3 separate regions of the Homo sapiens genome follow, and all the other regions are linked to region 1. Evidence: chromatin contacts called from ENCODE Hi-C or POLR2A ChIA-PET data. All regions are on one chromosome and are shown on one strand. Each heading gives the region's core, a stretch centred on a gene start or an enhancer-like site at or near the end of the contact. The rest is flanking DNA. Distances are from core to core; before and after follow the strand shown.

Region 1 (3,637 bases), core at 423-2,922:
GTTGGGCAGCACAGACATGGGACATTACTATCATCACAGAGAATCCTACGGGACGGTGCCGTTCTAGATTCTTCTTAGACATATCCTAACACCTATACAGGTTGATTATCCCTAATTCAAAAATCTAAAATCTGAAATGCTCCAAAATCCAAAACTTTTTTAGGGCCAACATGGTACTCAAAGGAAATGCTCATTGGAGAATTTTGGATTTTGGACTGAAGTATAATCCAACTATTCCGAAATCTGACAAAATCAGAAGTCCTAAATTTGAATGCTTCTGGTCCCAGCCATCTTGGGTAAGGGATGTTCAACCTGTAATGACTGTTAATGTGTGGTTTTTTTTTTTGGAGACCAGGTCTTGCTCTGTCGCCCAAGCTAGAGTGCAGTGGCACGATCATAGTTCACTGCAGCCTTCACCTCTTGAGCTCAAGTTATCCTCCTGCCTCAGCCTCCCAAAGTGTTGGGATTACAGGCGGGAGCCGCCATGCCCCAGCCTATTGATATTCTTGTTGAGGTTCTCAGACATATCTGCATGGCCTCACACATGGAGGAAAGAGACCCACAGAGGCAAAAACAAGACATGGGGTAAAAATAGACTGGAAGGAAACACACCGAATGATAGTGGTTTTTTCTGGGTGTTGAGATTACCGAGCTTATTTTTAAATTTCTTAGATCCTTCAGGTGTTCTACAACGTAAAATGCAGACAGGGTGGGGACGTTGGTTGGAGTCATGTTTTCCCTAATGTTCTTACTGGTTCTAAAATCTTCAAGCTATGCTCTCACCCAAGGCTTCACTTATTATTATTTTAACACTGTGGATTCATAAAGAATGGAAGCCCACACAAGTCCAGGGAAGGAAGGAAAGGCAGACAGAGGCTTATTTTCAGGCCTGGGCAGTTGCACAGGGTCCCTTGCTTAGAAGGGCCTCATGCTTGGTTTCGTGTTCTGTGGTCGCTGTCCTGAAATTCTTACTGATTTTTGAACAAGGGATCCTGTATTTTCATTTTGCACTGTGCCCTGAAAATCATGCCGCCGTCACTAGCCCTGGGATTCTCCCCAGGACAGGTTTCCCTTCAGCTGCTCTAAGCCTTCGCCCTTGTCCTTGTCCAACCACGGACGTGGCCATCCACGGAGCCCTCTACGTGCCTCAGAGCAAGTGTGCTTCGGCTGCTCAGGTGTGTGTCTAGAGACTGATAAAAACAGGGCTCGTGAGTGGGTGCGGGAGGCCCCTGTGGTCTCTGTTCACACACGTACCTACCCTCAAGGCCATGTCTACACTGGCCTATTTCAGAGAACCGCCCTGTGCATCATGGGATGCTTTGCCCCACATCACGGCCCAGCTTGGTTCAGTCCTGGAGCCCTGTGTCCTGAAGCCATGACCAACCCCAGGCCTGGCCCACCTTCTTCCTCAGTCTCCTCTCCCTCAAGCCCTCCACAGGACCCATAAACCTTCCATCTCCATGTAATCCTTTTGTGTGATCCTTCTTCCATACCTTTGCCCATGCTGTTCACTCTGCTTGTACCAGCAAGGTTCCTTCCTCCCCAGATCTGCCCTTTCTAGACCCATCTCAGATTCCACCCTTTCTAGAAAGACTTCAGGAAGTATTTGAGAAGGGCCTGAAGATGCTGTGGTTGCATAGAGGAGGATATGAATCACCTCGCTTAGAGGTATCGGGGAGGGCTCCATGGAGGTGGTGCCCTCAGGCCAAGGAAGAGAAGATATCTTCCGGGCAGAAGGGAGAGTTTGACGGGCTGGTTTGATGTCAGACAGACCACAGGATGACTCAAGGTCCTCTTTCCTCTTCTTAAACATTAGTTGCAGCAAGTCCCACCATCTGCCTGAGTCTGTTTTCATCTCCACAATGGAGGTGGTGATGCCCAGCACACGGAGCTGTGATGAGGATTTAATGGGGAATCCAGAGCATTTATGGAAGTGCCAGGAGGCCAAGATTCTGCATAGGTAGGAAGGACCTAAGCCAGAGGGGTGTGGGTGGCCAGAGGAGAGAGCCTACCTTAGTAGGGCTTGGTAGGCTAAGGTCTGGGCTGAATCTCGAGGCTCTGGAGCTTAGAACAGCATCTGCAACTCCCTGGCTGTCGGGGTTCAGGCAAGGACTGCCTCCTCTCTGAGTGTCAGTTTCCCCATCTATAAATGGAAAGCTGGGACACTGAAAAACACTGGGGGGGAGGGTGGTTCCTGAGGCAGTCTCTCTCCACACATCACAGGAATGTGGCGCCCCAGGGAGAAGGCATCTTTGTCCATTGTGTTCACTTCTGCATCTCCAGTGCCCAGAACAGTGCTTGCATGCAGTAGATGCTCAATAAATGTTCATTGAATGAATCAGCAGCAACCAATTCGCCCACCTCACATCCTAAGTCCGCTGGGGACGTAGGCCCACCTCTCCAGGGAAACTGTCTGCAGATTGGGACCACACCTCAGGTCACAAGCATTTCCTGAGCACCTACTGTATGCATGGCTCTGCGCAGCCCGGGGCAGACCCTTGCTCCACAGCCCGACAGGGCAGAGCCAAGGAGGCAGGTGACAGACACAGTGATTTGGGAAGAAGAACAGAGAGCAGGGTGGCCAGCAGGGCCTTGCCTGGGTGGGAGCAGGCCGTTCCCAGGCTGGAGCTCAGGCTGATGGGAGCCCCAGCTTGCCTGTTCCTGGGAGGGTGGGACTGCCTCTTCCTCTTTCTTTCTCTGAAAACAAAAATTGTTTTCCCTTAAATTTACAAGTATTAAAAGTTTGGAAAATACACAATAATCAAAAGAATATAAAATAAAGGTTACCTGCCATCATGGCGGACCACACAGTATTAACTACTATGGACTTTTCAGTGTTTCCCTCTAGTCTTTTTTCTGAGGTGGCTTTGCTCTCAGAGGTGGCTTTCTCTCCCCCTGGGAAGGGATATAGCTGCTCTGTAGGAGATGTGGGGGCACCAGGCTCTCTCCATGGGCTCTTTATCACTTCTGACTTGGAGGTCCTTTCTCCACCCCCCCTGGACCTAGCACCTCTTCCCGAGACACAGGGGTGCGAAGAGCTGGGGGAGGTACGTCAGCAGGCCTCCCCTCCTGCCCCTGCTTACCCCACGGAGGTGGGGTGGGACAGAACTCAGGCTTGAGGAAGGAGCACTGGAGGCCAAGCCACAGGTGCTGGTCCTCAGCCCTGGTGCCCAGGCAAGTTGGGTTTGGGAATAGGGGCATGACCAAAATGGACCCCTCCTTTCCTCCCCACCCCTTTCCACTCCATCCGCCTTTCCCTTTGCGTTCTCCAAGCGTTCCGTCCCCCAGATGCCCTCTGTTTCCTCTGCTCCAGCCTTTTAACTCCTCTCAACAAAGGCCAAGGAATCAGGCAGACTGTGGACACTCAGGTGTGCATGATGGGAAGGGACCTGCATTTACAAAAGCTCCCCCCCACAGGGACTGCATGTGCTGGTGGAATCTCAGTCACCATGTCCCACGTTGAAGGATGTTTGGAGGGGGCTGACTTTGGTCACCCTTCAAATCATAAGTTATATGCGTCTGCCCTTTCCGCCCACACGTAAGTCTGAACCTTTTGCCAAAAACACTTTTCCCAGACTCGAAAGAAAACCCCAAAGAGGAACCTAAACCTTCACGCTGCCTGCACCGATTGGACCGG
Region 2 (3,637 bases), core at 783-3,282, 44 kb before region 1:
ATTTTACATTTCACAAGCAACACGTGAATATTTACAAAAATAAAAGCATTACAGATAAGGCTCTGTCCACCGCTCTAAGCTCCTCTCCAGAGTCCCCACCGTGACCAGTTTCTTTCCAGACATTTTTCATCTTCCATGAATGGAAAACGCAAAGTAGGCTTCTCATGGAACTCTCTTGAACAGCCTCAGTCCGGGTGTGTCATTCTGTAACTTGCTTTCTTAGTAGCACACCTTGGAGCTCAAACTCAGTTTCCCTATCTGCAAAATGGGGACAGTAATCCAGCCCCACAGAAATGACGGAGTTCCCATAAAACCCTGGGGATCCTCCCTGCTACGGAAGGGATTCAACAAGCATGGCGAGAATGACGCTGCTCTCCCTCTTTCCTGCTGGCCACTGGAGGCACAGTTCACTCCGCAGTCCTCTCCACCCACATTTCAGTCCTTCTCAAGCTTCCCCTTTAGTTCCCTTACATGCAACACTCCCGGGAACGTCCCTGTTCGCACCCCCTAGTGGCTGCAGCTTCTCCAGGGCTGACCCGAGGAAAGGACGGCTCCCTTGGAGGACTGTGCACTCCAGGGTTCGGCTGATCAACCCTAACACGGTCACGGCCATTCTACCTCACGTGACTTGGTGGGAGGCTGCCAGTCAGGCAGGGTGGCCAGGCCCTCTTTTACAAGTAAGAGAACTGCAACTGCGGAGAGGCGAGGAAGCTTGTTGGAGGCCACACGCCGAACAAGGGGTGGGATTTCCTGGACCTGGGACCCTTTAGAAAAGATGGAGGCTAGGCATGGTGGCTACGCCTGTAATCCCAGCGCTTTGGGAAGCCGAGGCGGGCGGATCACCTGAGTGAGGTCAGGAGTTTGAAACCAGCCTGACCAATATGGTGAAACCCCGTCTCTACTAAAAGTACAAAAATTAGCCGGGCGTGGTGGCGGGCGCCTATGATCCCAACTACTTGGGAGGCTGAGGCAGGAGAATCGCTTGAACCCGGGAGGCGGAGGTTGCAGTGAGCCAAGATCACACCACTGCACTCCAGCCTAGGTGACAGAGCAAGATTCCATCTCAAAAAAAAAAAAAAAAAAAAATGTGGGAGGGGGTAAGGGGGAGGAGAAGGTTTGCCTAAGGCCTTGGGTCTAGAATGACATGTGCGTTTTCTAGTTTGGCAGAGGGAGAAGAGGCAAGATGTAGGTGGGAGGTAAAACAGAACTCACTGCGCTTCTTGGGGCCTGAACAAGTGATTGCTGGGGACTCGAAAAGTGGGAAAAGCCTGTCGACCACTGTAGGGCATGAGGGGACAGAGCCCGAGGCCTCGCATGGGCCTGATTTCTGATTTTCAGAATGGGAACGCAATGGATTCTGGTACTTGTAGGCCCCCAAGCTCCCTACGCATCCCTGTTGGAAGCTCAAACAGGTATCTGGGAGCCTCAGAAAGAAAGCAGGGGGCCTGGGAGCCACAGGGGCTCAGCCAGTCACCAAGAACCAGGGAGCCCCACCTTCTCCTCCAATGAGGCCCCAGACCAGGAATCCATGGGACACTTGGTGGCAGGAATAAGACCATTTGGTCTCTGGCCAGGCCCCCACTGCTGCCTCCCAGGGCCCTTGGCAACAAAGGGGAAAACATGGGCTGGGGGCGAGTTTAGCTGGAGCTGGGGCTGCAAACTCAGATGCCCATGGGGATGGGGCAAGTCACGTGAACGAGGCAAGTGGGATGGGTGGGGCCTGGAGCGGATGGGGAGGAGATGCCTTGTGGAAAGCACCTGACTGCTACCCTGAGGAGGGCAGGCCCAGTACGGCCAGAGCTTCCAATTCCAGACCGAGTCCTCAGCCCTAACAGGCCTTGGAGGAAATGTTGTCCTTGCTCCTGAGGCCACTGGAAATGGCAGGGAGATGTGGATGAGCTGGGGGACAAGTGAGCAGAAGAATCTTAACAGGCATGAAGCCTGCCGGGTGGACGTGGGGACCACAGACTGATCCGACAACAGCCTGAGTGCAAAGGATCTGGGTGTTTTAGTCAGCCACAAGCTTGAAGGGAGCCAATAGGGCTGGTGCAAAACCTCAGGCCTTGTTACTTTCGTCACAGGAGAATAAAGTCCCCTGTTTCTGAGTCACACCATGTACAAAGAGTGTTTACAGTTACTCCTGCGGCCTGGCGGAAGAGGGCGGGGTTGACAGCCAGCCTGGGTTCGAGGACGGGTCCTGTCACTTGCAGTCTGGTGGCCTCACTCAAGTCACACTCCTTTCCCCCACCCCGAGCTGCGGTGTCCCCATCACACTGTCTTTGTGGGTTGAGGTGCTGGCCTAAGGTGTGGACACTTTCCAGTCACGTGGGTCACCACCATCATGACCATCGCTTTTATCTCTGCTCATGCCCAAAGGAAGCAGAACTATCATCCCCATGCTGGAGACCGGGGTGTGGAGGCCAGGATGCTGAAGTCGTGTGAGGAACACAGAGCCTGAGCAGCAAGGCAGGATTCACACCCGGATCCCCCGACTCCAAGCCCAGGGCTCTTTTCCTGACACTTTCCCTTTTGTTCCCATTGTTTAGACGGGGCCACCGAGGCTTCACCATGAGACCGACGCTGAGCGCCTGTTCCGGGACCCAGGCTGTGGGTCAGGTAATCTGACCCCGGAACCCACGCTCCCACCACATGCTCCCTTGCCCTCCGTAGGGCAGACTTCCCGGAGGAGGGGAGTCCAACAGCACTTCGGAAATAGCTTCCTTGTTACTGTGGAACGCTGGAGCCACTGCCAGGGAGGGGAGAGGGGAGCCAAGGCGGCCCCACGTGGCCAGGGCGCCAGAGAGTCTCAGAGCCACAGGGCCAGGGCTCTCACACTGGGAATAGGACAGAAGTTCCAGTGCCTGAGGAAAGAAGATGGTCTTCAGAAAAAGCCTCTTTCATTCGGTTACCCAGAGCAAGAGCTGCGTGGGGAGCTCTGGCTCTAACCCACTCCGTCACCTTGGGCCCAGTCCTGCTACGCCTCAGTTTCCCCTCTGCACAGTCTGCTCACTGAGGCCCCTTCCTTTTGAAAGTCCCTGATTTAAGGTAGCAAAGATCAGCCGCTGGTCAGAGGGGCCCCAGAAAGAAAAGAAGGCAGGGCTGCTGGCCCCAGGGCCCACCCACTACCACTTCTTCCTGCTGCTGCTGTTCCCAGTATTTCTTGAATATTCTCTGCCCCCCACTCTTCAGAGCCTCAGCTCAGGACAGCCTCTGCCAGCAATGCTTTCTGTCCTGTGAAGCCCAGTCCAGGAGCCCCTCCTCCAGGAAGCCCCCCTTCTCCCACAGTAGATCCCCATCACACCTCTGCAGGCTAGGGCTGTCCTTTAAAGCAGTCGCCAGCAGGAGTGGAAATCATCAAAACGGCAGCAGATGCTTGCTGGGTGCTTCCTCCACGGCAGCGTCTAAGCAGCTGACAAGCACCATCTTGTTTCGCCTGGCAGCATCCCCTTGAGTAATGTCTGCCACCATCCTATCATATGGGTGAAAAAACTGAGGCTCTGGACAGCCAGTGAGCTCAAGGTCAAGCAGAAGACACACAGCCACCTGCTCTCCCTAGAGCCTGTGAAAACACATCTATTGTGGCGGAAGAGGGCGGGGTTCACAGCCAGCCTGGGTTCGATACATCAATAGATGTATC
Region 3 (3,637 bases), core at 585-3,084, 36 kb after region 1:
ATTTTTTTTTTTTTTTTTTTTTTAGTAGAGATGGGGTTTCACTGTGTTGCCCAGGCTGGTCTCGAACTTTTGGGCTCAAGTGATCCGCCTGCCTCAGCATCCCAAAGTGCTTGGATTACAGGCATGAGCAACTGTGCCCAGCCTGGCTTTTTTTCTTTTTTTTTCCCATGGTAGTGGGAGCCATTGGAGGGTTTTTAGCAGAGGGGTGACCTCATCAGACTCCTGATCAGGTGATCCAGGTGGACCACCTGGCTACTGTTGAGACTAGACTGTAGGGAACATGTGTGGAAGCAGGGAGATCCTAGGAGGCTCCCCCAGTAACACGAGCTGGAGGTGATGGGGGCTGGCCAGGGAGGAAGCACTGGAGGTGGGGAGAAATGGGAGTTGTACCTTGAAGGTGGAAGCAGCAGGACTTCCTGACTGCGGGGACCGGGGCAGAGGCTGGTGGGTGGCAAGGCTGTAGGGAGGTTTCAGTTTGAGCACGGGGAAGGATGAAGTGCCCACTACCTGAGGAGGGAAGACTGTGGGAGGCAGGCTCGGGGGAGAACAGTCAAGAATTTTCTTTTGGGCATGAGGTGTTTGAGGTGCAAGTGGAGACACAGGGCACGGTTGGAGATGAGCCTGGAGGTCAAAGGAGGGGAGGTGGGCTACAGACACAGCGGAGGGAGGGGTCAATGATCGAAACCACTTAAACACAGGCTCCATTTCAAGTCCCAGCTCTGTGGAGTTGCCCGACTAACCCCCTCACCAGCACGGTCGCATCCGCTAGTTGGTGATCCTACGGGGTTGGCGGGGATGGTCACACCCACTTTACAGCTGAGAAACAGAGCCTCACAGAGGTTAAGCGGCTTCTTCAGGTCCACGCAGTGAGCCCAGGGCTGAGTCTGAAAGAGATGCCGGACATTAGCAAGGACTAGGGGAGCCGCTGTGTCAGGATAAGTGGCAAGTGACAGACGAAGAGACTGTCAAGCTGGCTCTTACAAAACAAAGCAAAATAAACAGGCAATAGGAATATTATACTGGTTCATAGAACTGAAAATTCCAGGAATAGGGCCTGCTTCAGGCACAGATGGATCCGGGAGCTCAAATGATACCATCAGAAACTCCCTCTGCCCCTCATTCCAGTCTGATTTTCTCTGCTTTAGCTGCTTCTCGCGTAGGCTTTTCTGACCCTTTGTCATAAAGGGTCACCATCAACTTGGCTTTCATCCCATCAGCTTCCACCCTCTGTGAAAGAGAACACCTCTTGGCTGACAATGCAGTCATGGCCCCAGGATTGACTGTCACTGGGTAGCCTGGGTCATGAGCCCTCCCCTGGAACTTGAGGCGGGGTCAGCTCTCTCCCACACCACAAGGAGGGAACACGGGGAGGGGCGGCTCCTCACAAGAAAATCCAGATGTTGTTTTTGAAGGAGGGAAGAGAGGGAGCTGGGGGTGTCCAAACCACAGACAGCCATTGCGGAGGGTGGCAGCTACCCAGCTCTGCAGAATAGGGTGGGTATATAGACAAGCGGCTGCCTGAAGACAACTGTGGTGTCAGGGAGCACGGACTTCAGGTTCCTCCTCCTCTATGTCCTCTCTCTCTTCTGCCAGTCCATGGAAGTCACCCTGCTGGGTGAGGTAACAATGTCCTGCCCCAGGCATTCAGGGATCTGACTTCCCTTTTCCAGCTTGGGCTCTGGATCCCACCCTCCCCTCCAGCCACTCAGCCTCCTCACTCCTTCTGAATATGCCCTGCCCAGTCCAACCCCTGGGCCCTTGCTCATGCCATCTCCTCTCCCTGGAATGCCCTCTTTAGCATCTCCATGTATTGCAATCCTGCCAGCCTGCAAAGGGGGCAGCCCTGCACTGGAATTGGCTGCTTGCGGGCCTGTGTCTCCTCTCACCGTGAGCTCCTAGAGGGCAGGGGAAACACATGTTCTGTGTCCTCATCTCTTAGTTTGGGCAGGTGAGCAGGAAATATTGGCTGAATGAATGAATGATGAATGAATACATTATAATTGAATGATGAAAGAGAGAGGTGAGAGACGGAGGGAGGGGAGAGAAGGGCAGGGAGGACAATCCAGTTCGAATGTTACCTTCCTTGGGAGCATCCCCTGAATCCCATTTTCAAAGTCCGCTGTGATTTATTTCTCAGCACCAGTCATTTCTGGATGTGCCACCTCATCTCCCTGTCCTGTGATTCCAGGAAACATGTCTTAGTCGTCTCTTTTGCTCCTGCCTCCTCCTCCCCTCCTGTGCCCTCCCTGGCATGCTGTGCCTACAAGGGCTTAACGGCTGCTGACTTAAGAAGACTAAAGGCCTTGTAAACATACCAGTGTCCTCCGCTCTCAGGATGATCAGCATTTTCCTACTGAAATAGTGCAAGGCTCAGCTCCATTATTCTCGAGCAGGAGAACCTCAGGCATAAAAAGGAAGTGAGAAGGGTGGAAGAGGACAGGCTTGTGAGTTCTCCAGAGAAGAAGGGGACAGTGGTTGAGTGCCTGCTGTGTGTGGATGCTCCGTACACACTCGGAATTTATTTTCGCTAAAGCCCTGTGAGATGAGTATTGGTCTTCTAATTGCACAGGTGAAGAAACTGAGGCTCAAAGAGGTGGAATGACAAGATCAAGGTCACACAGCTGTTCAGAGACATGGCTGGAATTGTACCCCAGGCCCTAGGCAATGAATGGTATGCTAGTGGTAAACTGGCTCTCAAAAACAAAACAAAACAAAACAAAAGCCCCAATTTGTAGTGTTTGCCAATTCCTGTGGTGTAAATACTCCCCACCAAGGCCATTTTCAAGCTACCAACACGGGCCTGTAAAATTCCCAAATATTTCACAATTGCCTCGTACAAGCTGGTAGCAGCCCAGGCCAGCCATGTCCAGCACGCCACTGATAGTCTGTCTGACCCCATAGCGAGGCTTCTTCCCACCGTCCTGGAAGAGGTGGGGGGTGGAAGGACTGGATGATGTTGCTGCGATGTTGCTGCTGCTGGACAGAGGGAGGTGCCGGGGATGGAGGTGGGGTGGGGACCTCCACCAGCCTCAAGCGTTCCTGTGCTGCTCTGTATCTTGCTGGCTCCCCGTCCCTCTGCCTCTGCAGCAACTTCTCGGCTACTTCCGAAGCTTCCCTGCACCAGGTCTCCATCTTAGATGCCCTCTCTGCTAGGTCTCTCCTTCTTCTGGTTCTTCATCCTCGTGCTGTGTTTTCCCTCCCATTTCTATCTGCAGGTTTCTCTATCGTTTCTTTTCGTGAACTCTTCCTCCCTCTCAGGAAACATTTCAAAGTCTGTTTAAAAAACAACACAGAGACTGAATTTACAGGTTTTTTTCCTCTCTTCTTGAGAACAGGACGTGAGAAGGCCAGGTTGAATTTCCTGTGTGAAATGGTGTGTGGGCTTTCTGAGCAAAACAAGGGTCAGGCTGTGGTCCTAAAGGAGCCGATGCCAAGGTCACCTGGAATCCAGTCTCCGGCAGTGCAGCCCTCCGGGATGCCCAGGCCACTCCTGCCCTCCCTGGGGATGAGTTTTCCAGACGTGTGCTGGGGAGAGAGCTGGGACGGGCACAGAATGTTCTACCACACACCACAGTCGCGCCCCATTTATCCAGGTCCTCACCGCAGGGCCAGAGGTCCCCCACCCCCCTCCCAGCCC

Evidence for each region. A loop is a pair of places that touch in the nucleus more often than their neighbours do. ChIA-PET counts read pairs that join two places held with the same protein, here RNA polymerase II (POLR2A). Pooled maps may share reads with other maps.
Region 2: a map of natural killer cell shows a loop between it and region 1 (6-fold over the local background). The contact joins two enhancer-like sites. A Hi-C loop is called at or near these places in 4 of 168 maps with a recorded cell type or tissue (CD4-positive, alpha-beta T cell, CD8-positive, alpha-beta T cell, naive thymus-derived CD4-positive, alpha-beta T cell and 1 more), 2 of 37 single-sample maps with no recorded cell type and 14 of 50 pooled maps. POLR2A ChIA-PET finds 5 or more read pairs at or near these places in 29 of 52 experiments (B cell, CD4-positive, alpha-beta T cell, CD4-positive, alpha-beta memory T cell and 20 more).
Region 3: a loop to region 1 is called in a pooled map, with 3 times the contacts of the local background. The contact joins two enhancer-like sites. A Hi-C loop is called at or near these places in 3 of 168 maps with a recorded cell type or tissue (CD8-positive, alpha-beta T cell, naive thymus-derived CD4-positive, alpha-beta T cell and natural killer cell), 5 of 37 single-sample maps with no recorded cell type and 14 of 50 pooled maps. POLR2A ChIA-PET finds 5 or more read pairs at or near these places in 25 of 52 experiments (B cell, CD4-positive, alpha-beta T cell, CD4-positive, alpha-beta memory T cell and 17 more).

The regions. Positions count from the first base shown.
Region 1 is chr1:24,953,584-24,957,220 of GRCh38, forward strand. All of the region lies in intron 1 of RUNX3-AS1 (RUNX3 antisense RNA 1), which reads left to right. It also overlaps a transcript of RUNX3 not described here. Among named protein-coding and RNA genes, the nearest start is that of RUNX3-AS1, 25 kb to the left of the region's middle. RefSeq lists a silencer at 634-693 and enhancers at 1,190-2,389, 1,431-1,610, 1,651-1,800, 1,841-1,890. Within about 2 kb of position 1,673, at least 5 of the 41 ENCODE cell types and tissues checked have a DNase peak (open chromatin) inside an H3K27ac peak, as active enhancers do; they include CD8-positive, alpha-beta T cell, where a contact is called at or near this core.
Region 2 is chr1:24,909,224-24,912,860 of GRCh38, forward strand. All of the region lies in intron 3 of RUNX3 (RUNX family transcription factor 3), which reads right to left. Among named protein-coding and RNA genes, the nearest start is that of MIR6731, 8.4 kb to the right of the region's middle. Within about 2 kb of position 2,033, at least 7 of the 41 ENCODE cell types and tissues checked have a DNase peak (open chromatin) inside an H3K27ac peak, as active enhancers do; they include CD8-positive, alpha-beta T cell, where a contact is called at or near this core.
Region 3 is chr1:24,989,582-24,993,218 of GRCh38, forward strand. No RefSeq gene overlaps it. Among named protein-coding and RNA genes, the nearest start is that of MIR4425, 32 kb to the right of the region's middle. RefSeq lists an enhancer at 87-588. Within about 2 kb of position 1,835, at least 3 of the 41 ENCODE cell types and tissues checked have a DNase peak (open chromatin) inside an H3K27ac peak, as active enhancers do; they include CD8-positive, alpha-beta T cell, where a contact is called at or near this core.